2 separate regions of the Mus musculus genome follow, and region 2 is linked to region 1. Evidence: chromatin loops called from intact Hi-C (ENCODE). Cell type or tissue: heart. All regions are shown on one strand. Each heading gives the region's core, and the rest is flanking DNA. Links, peaks and the distances in the headings are about the cores only.

The links. A loop is a pair of places that touch in the nucleus more often than their neighbours do. Peaks named below come from ENCODE experiments on the same cell type or tissue, not always from the same donor. Only the 100,000 strongest peaks of a DNase experiment are listed, where the experiment ranks them.
Region 2: it touches region 1 in a loop (2.5-fold over the local background); 1 of 42 quality-filtered maps calls a loop at or near these places.

The regions. Positions count from the first base shown.
Region 1 is chrX:162,886,026-162,891,399 of GRCm38, forward strand. Syap1 (synapse associated protein 1) reads right to left here and starts at 2,437. Exons shown (of 9, transcript NM_025932.2): 1 at 2,044-2,437. The coding sequence starts at 2,260. In heart, for the core only: no CTCF peak of the experiment used is centred there; DNase peaks (open chromatin) are centred at 2,356 and 2,976; H3K4me3 peaks cover 1,121 bases; H3K27ac peaks cover 560 bases.
Region 2 is chrX:162,827,123-162,832,496 of GRCm38, forward strand. It overlaps Txlng (taxilin gamma), which reads right to left and starts at 2,332. Exons shown (of 10, transcript NM_178935.5): 1 at 2,117-2,332. The coding sequence starts at 2,218. In heart, for the core only: no CTCF peak of the experiment used is centred there; a DNase peak (open chromatin) is centred at 2,389; H3K4me3 peaks cover 1,829 bases; H3K27ac peaks cover 1,443 bases.

The DNA of each region.
Region 1 (5,374 bases), core at 239-5,238:
AGATACTGCTCAGAGGCCTAGCATATGTGTGGCCCTAAGTTCTTCAGTCTTGGAAAAAAAAAAGTCAAGGAAATTTTAGCCAGGCATAATGGTGTCCACCTTAGCATTTGGGAGGCACAAACAGGAGAATCAGAAGTTTCTTGTTTTTACAGGTAAGGTCTAGGTTGTCAAGGCTGGCCTTGAACTCACATTCCAAGCAGGTCTAGATCCAGAGAGCCTCCTGCCTCAGCTTCTTAAATAGCTAGGATTGCTGGCTTGGTATGTGTGACAGAGGGGCGGAGAAGATTCTTTGTGTAATCCTGGCTGTCCTGGAACCAACTCTGTAGACCTGATCTGCCAGCATCTGCCTCCCAAGTGCTGGGATTAAGGGCAAGAGCCACTATCACCTGGCCAGCTTTTTTGTTTTTTGTCTCATGTGGCCTTGAACTGCTGCTGATCTTCCTAAGACCCCAAAATACTGGGGTTACAGGCCTATGTCACCACCATACTTGACTTTTATCCCACGTTAATCTATCCCAACTACACTACAACCTCTGCTCCAGTGAACCCTTCTCACATTCCTTAAATATTCCAAATCTACTCTTTCCCAATTTTCTAAGCTGCAAATAGTCATCCTCTTTTTCTAGTGATTTCATGGTATCACACTAAGTTTTATTTTCCTTGTCCAGTCTTCGGGAGTCTTGGCTGAGATAATGTACTGTTAAAATTTGATACTGTGGCTATTTCCCCTATGCCTCTAACTTACAGTCAAACATTTTGAACAATAGGACCTTTCCTGCTGAAGTCTGTGCGTCTTTGTTCTTTGACACCCTTAATTGACTTGATAAGTCCTTAAAACTTTCAAAATTTCGTGGCTGTGTGGTGGTGAGCTCCAGTAATCGGGAGAGAGGAAGGAGGGCTGGGTTCAAGGCCAGCCTTGGCCATATGAATTTGAAGCCAGCTTTGGCTATCTCAAAAAGAACAAAAAGCCTCACAAAATTTAGTAGATATTTTTGTTGCAATTCTCTTATGTTTACTTCTGCTTAGGGCCCACCTCCCCCCAAATCACATTCTTTAACTATGTAAGCCTGCCAAAGTCTCTCGAGAATTAATACAGCAGGTATTTATATTCTTAAGAACTACTGTTTGTTCAACTGGATAATAAAATTGGAAAGTGAAATCAGGTAGATTTTTGGCTCAAAATCTACTTGTACTACTATCAGTAAAACGCTGGACTTGTTTCCCCAACCCCTTGGGGATTGTGAATAGATGAAATGAGGGATTTATTATTCACCAAAGATCTAGCACTGGAACTTGAGTATAGCAGACAATTGGCACCTTCTTTCCCACCTTAAGGGAAAAAGGTCCTGCTGAAAGGGGAAAAGAAAAAAAAATACTGATCGCGAAGCGACAGGGAAGCAGAGGTGAGAGGATCAAGGTCATCCTTGACTTTATGGCAAGTTCGAAACCATCTAGGGCTGATTGAGACCCTGCTTCAAAAAAATCAAAAGAAGGCATGAATGACTATGGCTCGAGTAACTTTTTTTTTGGACAGGGTTTCTCTGTATAGCCCTGGCTGTCCTGGAACTCACTCTGTAGACCAGGCTGGCCTCGAACTCAGAAATCTGCCTGCCTCTGTCTCCTGAGTACTGGGATTAAAGGCGTGAGCCACCACCACGGCTCGAGTAACTTAACGAAGTTACTTTAGACAATACCTTTCAGTCCTTTCTTGGGACAAAAGGCATTTTTCTAAACCAATTCTAGCTGGGAGTCAGAGTTGGAGATTCAAATGAACGTTTTCAAGTTGAACAAACCGAATTCCTTGTCAAAACCCTGAAGACAGCAGCACACTGATCGCTTTCCGGCTTCCCAAGTTTACAAACTTTGCAGGAAAGCGACAAGTCCTTAGGCACGTCGAGGAGATGAAGTGACTGCTTGGTGAACTTTGGCGTTGTCCAGCTCCTTAGCCAACTAGCCCATGTCAGAGAGGACCGTCCCCCTCCTCGTACATCAACATCCCCGCGTCCCCTCCCAGTCCACTCTCAGGTCCCAGAGAGAACTCACTGCCAAGGCCTTTGGCCTGGTGGAGGAACTGTGGGTCCTCCGTCGGCGGCTGCTGCTGCTGCTCCTCAGTGGGCTCCACGGGCCGCTCGGGGCTCTCCTCAGAAGGCGCGGCTCCCGCGGACAGCTTGTCCCCGTCCCGGCTGGGAGGCTCTTCTCCCTCCGCCGCCGCCCCCTCGGGCGGCTTCAAGCCCAGCCAACTGCTCAACCCTCCGAACATCCCGCCCGCGGGGTCACCGCCGCCTCTGCCGCGGTCCCCTCGCCCAAGAGCCCTGGCACCCTTAACCACTGGCTGATCCGACTCCGCTGGTCTTCGAGGGAGACTGACCGGAACCGGAGACCTCCCGAAGCTTGGCCCACCCTCTCTGACGGCGGCTCAGCTGGCCGCGCATGCGTCATGTCCGGCTAAGGCTCCGCCCCCTCTGCATCGACTCCCCGCCTCCCCGCCTCCCCGCCTCCCCGCCTCCCCGCCTCCCCGCCTCCCCGCCTCCCCGCCTCCCCGCCTCCCCGCCTCCCCGCCTCCCCGCCTCCCCGCCTCCCCGCCTCCCCGCCTCCCCGCCTCCCCGCCTCCCCGCCTCCCCGCCTCCCCGCCTCCCCGCCTCCCCGCCTCCCCGCCTCCCCGCCTCCCCGCCTCCCCGCCTCCCCCTGCTTTTGGAAAAGAGGCTAAGGGCCAAAAGGGTTTTCTCCGCTGAGCTCTTCTTGCTCTCTACCCACTTTTCTATTTTCCCCAGCTTTGTTTTTTGTTTGTTTGTTTGTTTTGTTTTGTTTTTGGCTTTTTCAAGACAGGGTTTCTCTGTGTAGCCCTGGCTGTCCTGGAACTCACTTTGTAGACCAGGCTGTCCTCGAACTCAGAAATCCGCCTGCCTCTGCCTCCCAAGTGCTGGGATTAAAGGCGTGCGCCACCACGCCCGGCTTATTTTCCCCAGCTTTATAGGTGTGTGGTTGGCATCTTTGGGGGCTCTCCTACCTGGTCTCACTTTGTGATTACCTCGAGATGACAGCCTCCTTTTTTAGGGCCAGCTGGACCGGGTTACACCCCCACCCTTGGAAAAGGAGGCCTCAAGCCTCCTCCTGAGTTTAACCCAAAGCTGGGAGTAATGCATAGTGATTTAGGCCAGCCTGGGCTACCTAAGTTCTTGTGTCAAGAGCAGAACATTAAAAAAAAAAAAAAACCTAAAGGAAAAAAGGAAGGAAATCAGCTGAGCGTGGTGGCACATGCCTTTAATCCCAGCCCTCGGGAGGCAGAGGCAGGAGGATTTCTGAGTTCGAGGCCAGCCTGGTCCACAAAGTGAGTTCCAGGACAGCCAGAAAAACCCTGTCTCAAAATACCAAAAAAAAAAAAAAAAAAAAAAGAAAGAAAGAAAGAAAGGAAATTAATTGTAAGGAAGAAGTTGGGGTGGGGTACTTATAGATTAAAAATTGGTTTACAGTGGGTAGGTAAAATGGATTAGCAGGTAAAGGTACTTGCCACCAAGTTTGGCAACCTGAGTTTGATTCCTGGTACCTATCTGATAAAACTGACCCTTGCAGGTTCTCTGTCCTCTGATCTCTACACAGGCTCTGTGACTACCTATACCATAAATAAAATTTAAAGTATTTCACACAATAGCTTAGAGAACTTACTGGGACTGAAGCTCAGTCAGTGGTAGACTGCTAAAACACATGCCCAACACAGCAAATCATGCGCACACATATGGAATAGACCTGGCTGAATGGGGTGATACATGCTTGTATTCTCAGCATTCAGGAAGCTGAGGCAGGAGGATCTTGAGTTCAACACAAGCCAGAGCTACATGAGACCCTTTCCCAAACAACCAAATGAGTGGCACTTAGAATTTAAAACCCTGGTAGTTTACGTGCTCAGCCCTGATCTCCACATGGCAGAAGAAAATAGCCCACTCCTGAAACTTGTTCTCTTGTCTGTATCAGTGTGCATTGTGTTCTCCCCAAACCCCACACACTAAATAAAGCATAATAAAGATTAAAATAGGGCTGGAGAGATGGCTCAGCGGTTAAGAGCACTGACTGCTGTTCCAAAGGTCCTGAGTTCAAATCCCAGCAACCACATTGTGGCTCACAACCATCTGTAATGAGATCAGATGCCCTCTTCTGGTATGTTTGAAGATAGCTGAAGTATACTTACATATAATAAATAAATAAATAAATAAATAAATCTTAAAAAAGATTAAAATAAGAAAACCCTCGAATACTCATTTAAAGACAGGGTCTCAAAGCCTAGCACAGTGGCACACACTTTTAATCCCAACACTTGGGTGGCAGAGGCAGTCAGATCTGAGTTCAAGGCCAGCCTCACCTATATAGTACAGCTAGGGTTACACAGTGAGGGTTTTTCTTTTTTTCTTTTAAATATAGGGTCTCAAGTAATCAGGCTGGCCTTGTCTTGGATTCTCTACCACACTCACCAAGCCTTTCTTATCTGATTCTGGGAATCAAACTCGCTGCCTTCTCTATGCTAGGTCTATACTATACCGATGGAGCTACATACTCACAGTCCACAACTGTGCATTTTATTTGAATACTAATTCAGCAAACACATTTAAAAATGATGACACACGGGCTGGTGAGATGGCTCAGTGGGTAAGAGCACCCGACTGCTCTTCCGAAGGTCCAGAGTTCAAATCCCAGCAACCACATGGTGGCTCACAACCATCTGTAACAAGATCTGACGCCCTCTTCTGGAGTGTCTGAAGACAGCTACAGTGTACTTACATATAATAAATAAATCTTAAAAAAAATGACTCTTAATTAAAAAAAATGATGACACACATATAAATGGTAACTTGGACCTTAGGAAGCTGATGAGATCAAGGAATTGTGAAATCATGTTTAAATTGTGGTCAAAATTCAAAATTTATCATCACCCATTTTCTTTTCTTTTTTTGGGGGGGGTTGTTTTTTTTTTTTTTCTGGTTTTTCGAGACAGGGTTTCTCTGTGTAGCCCTGGCTGTCCTGGAACTCTGTAGACCAGGCTGGCCTCAAACTCAGAAATGTGCCTGCCTTTGCCTCCCAAGTGCTGGGATTAAAGGCGTGCACCACTGCTGCCTGGCTATCACCCATTTTCAAAGTCAGTAATTTAGTAGTATTAAGCACATTCACATGACTTTGCAACCAATAGCCAGAACTTTTCATCTTGCAAGCTGAAATTCATACACTGCTTCCATTCTCTGCAACTAAACTTCTAGCAAACATCATTTTACTTCATCTTTATGGACTGGTCTGCCTACTGTAGATACTTATGTTCAGGGCTGGGTGCTGCCAATATGAGAGTAGTAGGTTTTTTGCCTAGCAAGAATGAGGCACTAGGGTCAAACCC
Region 2 (5,374 bases), core at 204-5,203, 59 kb before region 1:
TTCCTGAAAAACAAAAATATAGAGGTTAAGTTAGAAAAAGGAGCATTTTCTTAGGTTCCTCACCTAGAATCAATAAACTGAAGATCATGAATGAGCAACTAAAAATTAATGTTTACTGACACAAGATGTTCACCCAATTTTGAACTGATGATTCAAAATGTAATGTTAGCTTCTATTCCATTTTATAGTAAGATAGAAACCAAGAGTCCCAAAAGAGCATGAGCAAAGAAATACAAAGGTAGTAAAAATAAAAGACATACAAGACTATTCATATACAGCCATTAACCAAAGCTCTGAACTCTGAGAGTCTTAGCCTCATAGGTTAAAATACTAGTTAATTAAACCTTACTTCCTAATTCAGTGACTTTCTGTCCTTATTCCAGTGGCATAAAAGGGAACTTATGTCCTCAATTGCAGTGGCTTTTTATCATCAGAGGTTTCCCCTGGGGAACCTATGAAATCAAACACTGAGTTTGGCTCCCCACCCTCAGGGAATAAATGTCCAAAGTGACAGTGCTGAATCCCTAAAGAACTGTTGGGCCACAACTTTTCCAGTGTCCCAAGCAGTAGGTCCCTCTTTTATGAGACAGAATAGAACATGAAAATACCGGACCTTAGAAATAAAGCACCCCAGGCCAGAGTGGTGGCTCACTGCTGTAATCTCAGCACTCAGGAAACAAAGGCAAGAGGAAAATGGTACTTTCAAGACAAGCCTGGGCTACATAGTCAAATGAGGCCAGCCTGCTACAGGGTAACCGATTTCACAAAAAAAAAAAAAAAAAAGTGAGGGAAAAAAGGAACAGGCCCCAAAAAGCCAATTCTTGACACTGCTCAAATGTAAACCAGACCTTTGTTCTCCCTTTTGAAGTTCATGAATCGCATTAGAAAAATATTATTTCGTAACTTCATACAGGAGTGGCTTTTAAGATTAGTCAAATACATAATTAAGTAATATTAAATAGCTCTCAGTGGTCAAGCAGGGTGTCCAACAAGTCAAGCGGTTTCAGTATGTTCTCCTGCAAGGCAAAGGGATGGAATTTACACTTTTTCAATACCATACACCCCAGTTCTTGGTTCCTGGGCCTGAAAGCCCTGTACCCTACTCGTTGTGCAATCATTGTCAAAACTCCACCCACTGAGCTCCAGAACAAGTGGATTTCTCCCATTCTGAAAGAGATCTCGATTTTCTTGTATCCAGGGAGACACTGAAAACTCCTTGACGTGAGTCAAGTAAGGCAAGGGGAAACAAACAGTCCAGCTCTTCTCCTAGATTAAGAAAGACCAAAACCGAAGCCCAGGAGGAAACTCAAGTTTCCACTTATCAAATTAAAAAGAAAGAAAAGAAACAGAGGGTAGTGGCAGGAAGCCGGAGACAGCTATCAGAAGATGATGCTGGTTCCCCAGCATCACCACCTCATCCCCAGCCTCACACTCAAGGCAGGTCCATGATGCCCAGAGACCAAGCCCCGTTGTGGATCCCGGGAGCCCCGCGGCGTCCCCCGCGTAGCCACCCGCGCAGTGTCGCGGGGGACCGCGGGGGGGCAAGGGGAAGGGGGGAAGGGGCGAAAGGCAGCCCCGGCTTCTGCGCTGTTATCTTACTGCGCAACAGCCTCAGCTCTGAGGCCGGGGAGCACCCCGCAGCGCGCGCCCTACGCACCTGCCCAACACGGAGAGGGCTACCCCGTACCCCGATAAGCCCCCACCCCCACCCCGTCACCTCCTTGGGCAGCGGAGTCCCAGTGCCCGGTGACCACACAGGCTGAAGACTCAACACCCGGGGCAGCACCCGCCGCACGTGGCTGTCACACCTGGAGCGCCCCTGCCTAGCACCCCTTCACCCTCTCAGACCGGGGTCCACCATGTCCTCCCTCAGCCCCCTACTAGGCGTAGTGTCCCCAAGTCCCAACCACCGTCCCTTCTCACCAGATCCATTTCAGTCACAACCACCCCGCACCTGCTCCCCAACTATCGTCACTCTTCTGAAGGAAAAGGGGGAACGGGCCGGATGTTCGTCCCGTAGCTAAAGGTAAAGGGGTAAGTGAAGAGGTGAACCCCAAAAAGGGTAACCCAATCATCCCCGCGACCCAACCACAACGAAGGCGTCCCCTCCACTGACCTTCTGCGGGGGGCTACGTCGCCGTCCGCCCCGTCCGCCCTCACTAGCCTCCTCAGTACCGCCGCCTCTTCCTCGCGTTACCTCCTCAAGCCGAGTCGCCATGAGGTGACGGCAGCAGCCAAACAAGCGGCTGGACCAGGGGCACGGAACCTCTCAGGGGCTTCAGCCCCGCCCCCTTTACACCCCAACCAATCGTAGCGTGAGAGTCTTCTCACGTGACCGGAGGAGGTTGGCTCCTGAGGAAAGGCAGTTTGTTGGGGGTGGGGAGCGTAAAATTTTGGGCTGGGCTTCTGTTAGGGCCGAAGGGCAGACAGAGGCCGCTGGAGTCTGCGCGGACCGGGAAAGGGAGTAGACTACGAGTCCCAGAAGAATGTGCGGCCCCGGCGTCCAGCCATGAATCCGGATAGGAGCGTCCTGGGGGAAGAGTACCCGCTGTGCTGAGTGTGCAGCCTTCTGGGGCTTGTAGTCTCTGAGCGGCAATGTCGCGGTACCGGAAAGTAGTCGTTATTAACCTACAAGAAAAGTTTTAAAATCTTCCAGAGTTTGAGAAGGAATAGAATCAGAGACACTTCTTTGTGGTTTTGCTTTTTTTGCTCTTCTTCATAATTGTGCAAGTATAATTTGAGAATAAGAGACTCTTTTAACTTCGCTATTTTCGAGGTGGGAGATGCAGTCTCAGAATTTGGAACATTGGACACTTGCCCAGAGTACAGCCTCTCTACCAGAGTTCTCCCCAAGGTTTAACTGTCCAGAGTTCCTTTGGGCTGGAAGCCTATTCACCTTTGCCCAACTGATCTGGCTTCAAGTACAGTTCTCCATGTTAGTTCAAGATTAATTCGTATTTAAAATGTCTTGCTTTTTGCACCATATGTTTTGCTAATTAAAAATATCACGAACTCTGTTTACTAAAACAGTTATTTTTTTCTTGATATGTTAGAGAAGGTCACTCAGAAATATCCCCTGTTTTCTATTTAATGGAACCAGATCCTTAGTGGCCTAGTGTCTAGAAGTCACTGACCATCACAAAATCCGGAATTGAAATAATTCACTATGAAAATCTGTACAAATATACTTTCCTACAGTTGAACACAAAACAGTGATACCAGGAGCCAAAACTTAAATAACTTGAGGGACTGAAAATTTCAAATGAGCAAATTCTTAGGAGAAAATAGGGTTGGTTTTGTTATTAATGTTGTTTGGGGGTTTTATTGTTATTTTTTTTTTTTGTGGTGCTCATTATCAAACCACGGATCTCATACATACAACACCTGCACTCAACCACTGAACTACACTCCAGCTCAGTTCAGTTGAAGAAATTCTTTTTTTTTTTTTTTTTTTTTTTTTTTTTTGGTTTTTTTGAGACAGGGTTTCTCTGTGTAGCTCTGACTGTCCTGGAAGTCACTCTGTAGACCAGGCTGGCCTTGAACTCAGAAATCCACCTGCCTCTACCTCCCAAATGCTGGGATTAAAGGCGTGTGCAACCACACCCAGCCATGCTGAAAAAAAATTTTTAAGATTTTATTTATTTATTTATTTATTTACTTATTATATATGATGAGTACCCTGTAGCTGTCTTCTTTTTAAAATTTATTTATAATAACAAATATGTACACTGTAGCTGTCTTCAGACACACCAGAAGGACATCAGATCTTATTACAGATGGTTGTGAGCTACCATGTAGTTGCTAGGAATTGAAATCTGGATATCTGGAAGAGCAGTCAGTGCTCTCCAGCCCAAAGTTTTGGGGGTTTTTTTGGACTTAGAAAGAAAATCTCATTTACAGTTCATACGTTTATAACAGATGTCAGAAAATTACTCCTTAACCTGCTGTGGTGTTGCAACCTTTGGAGACCCCCATGCAGGAGACAGAGACAGGTGCATCTCTGTGAGTTTGAGGCTAGTCTGGCCTACTTAATGAGTTTCAGGCCCAGCCAGTATTACATAACCCCGTCTCAAAAAAAAAAAAAAAAAAAAAAAGGAAAGAAAGAAAAGAAAAGAAGCCTGGCACTGGTGTATAACAGGACAGCTGGACTACATAGAAAAACCCTATTTCAAAAAAACAAAAGGGAAAAAAAGGGAGAAAGAAAAGAAAATTGCTCCTCAATATGTTAATTTTTTCAGGAGATTTGAGAGTATAGTTACTTCTGATTGTTTAGTATGCCAACTAGGCATGCCTGTAATCCCAGCTTTGGGGGAGTCAAAATTACAACTAGAAAAGAGAATCTTGGCTACATAGTTACAAGGCCAGGCAGAGTAGTGCGGTCAAGCCAGCCTGGTCTACAAAGTGAGTTCCAGGACAGCCAGGGCTATACAGAGAAACCCTGTCTGGAAAAACAAACAAACAAAAAAAGGCTAGTCTTGCTTAATATCTACATACCAAGTTCCAGGCCAACCAGAGCTATCACAGTGAGACCCTGTCTCTCTCTCACACACACACCTCAAGAAAGAATGCACTGTAGCACAAATGATAAAGTAACTTGAGAAGGGGGGTAGGGCGGGGGATACACTGTAGCACAAATGATAAAAGTACTTGAAACCTGGGCTCAAACAAAGAATAAACTGTAGCAACAATGATAATGTAACTTATAAAACTATACAAAAGATAGCTTTTGCCAGGTCACACACACACACACACACCCTTCATGAATCAAACCAATTTGTTTTGATTTTTTGTTTGTTTGTTTGAGACAGGGGTTTCTTTACATAGCTCTGACTGTCTCGGAACTCCCTAGACCAGGCTAACCTAGACCTCACAAAGATCTGCCTTTCTCTGCAACCTAAGTGCTGAGATTGAAGGCATTTGCCACTTGGCTCCTTTTCTATTTCTGAAAGTATAATTTGATTACAAAATGCTTCCCTTCCCTTCCCTTCCCTTCCTTCAAACCTTCCCAACCACCCCACATTGCCCTCCAGCCACTGCTAGCTAATGTATTCTATTGAGAGCTCAGATTCCAGGCCTAACAGATTCAAGTCTTTGTTTCTGAGTCTTAAAGGGGCACTCCATACAGTCTTCGGTGATTGTTTTCACCTTTGTTCCAGGAAGTATCTGTTTAAAGCACAGTGCTTGTAAATTTGCTTGACAATAGAGTAAAGGCCGTGCAAACCACAGCTCCCAGCAAGCCGGAATTCTCTAGGGCTCACAGAGGGCTGGAGCTCTGACCTTGGTAAGTGGTCTGTTTATTCAAAGGACCTTATTTATTATTTGCATTGTTTTTCATTGGGGGAAGGAGCTGAAGAGGTGGCTTCCCAGTTAAGAG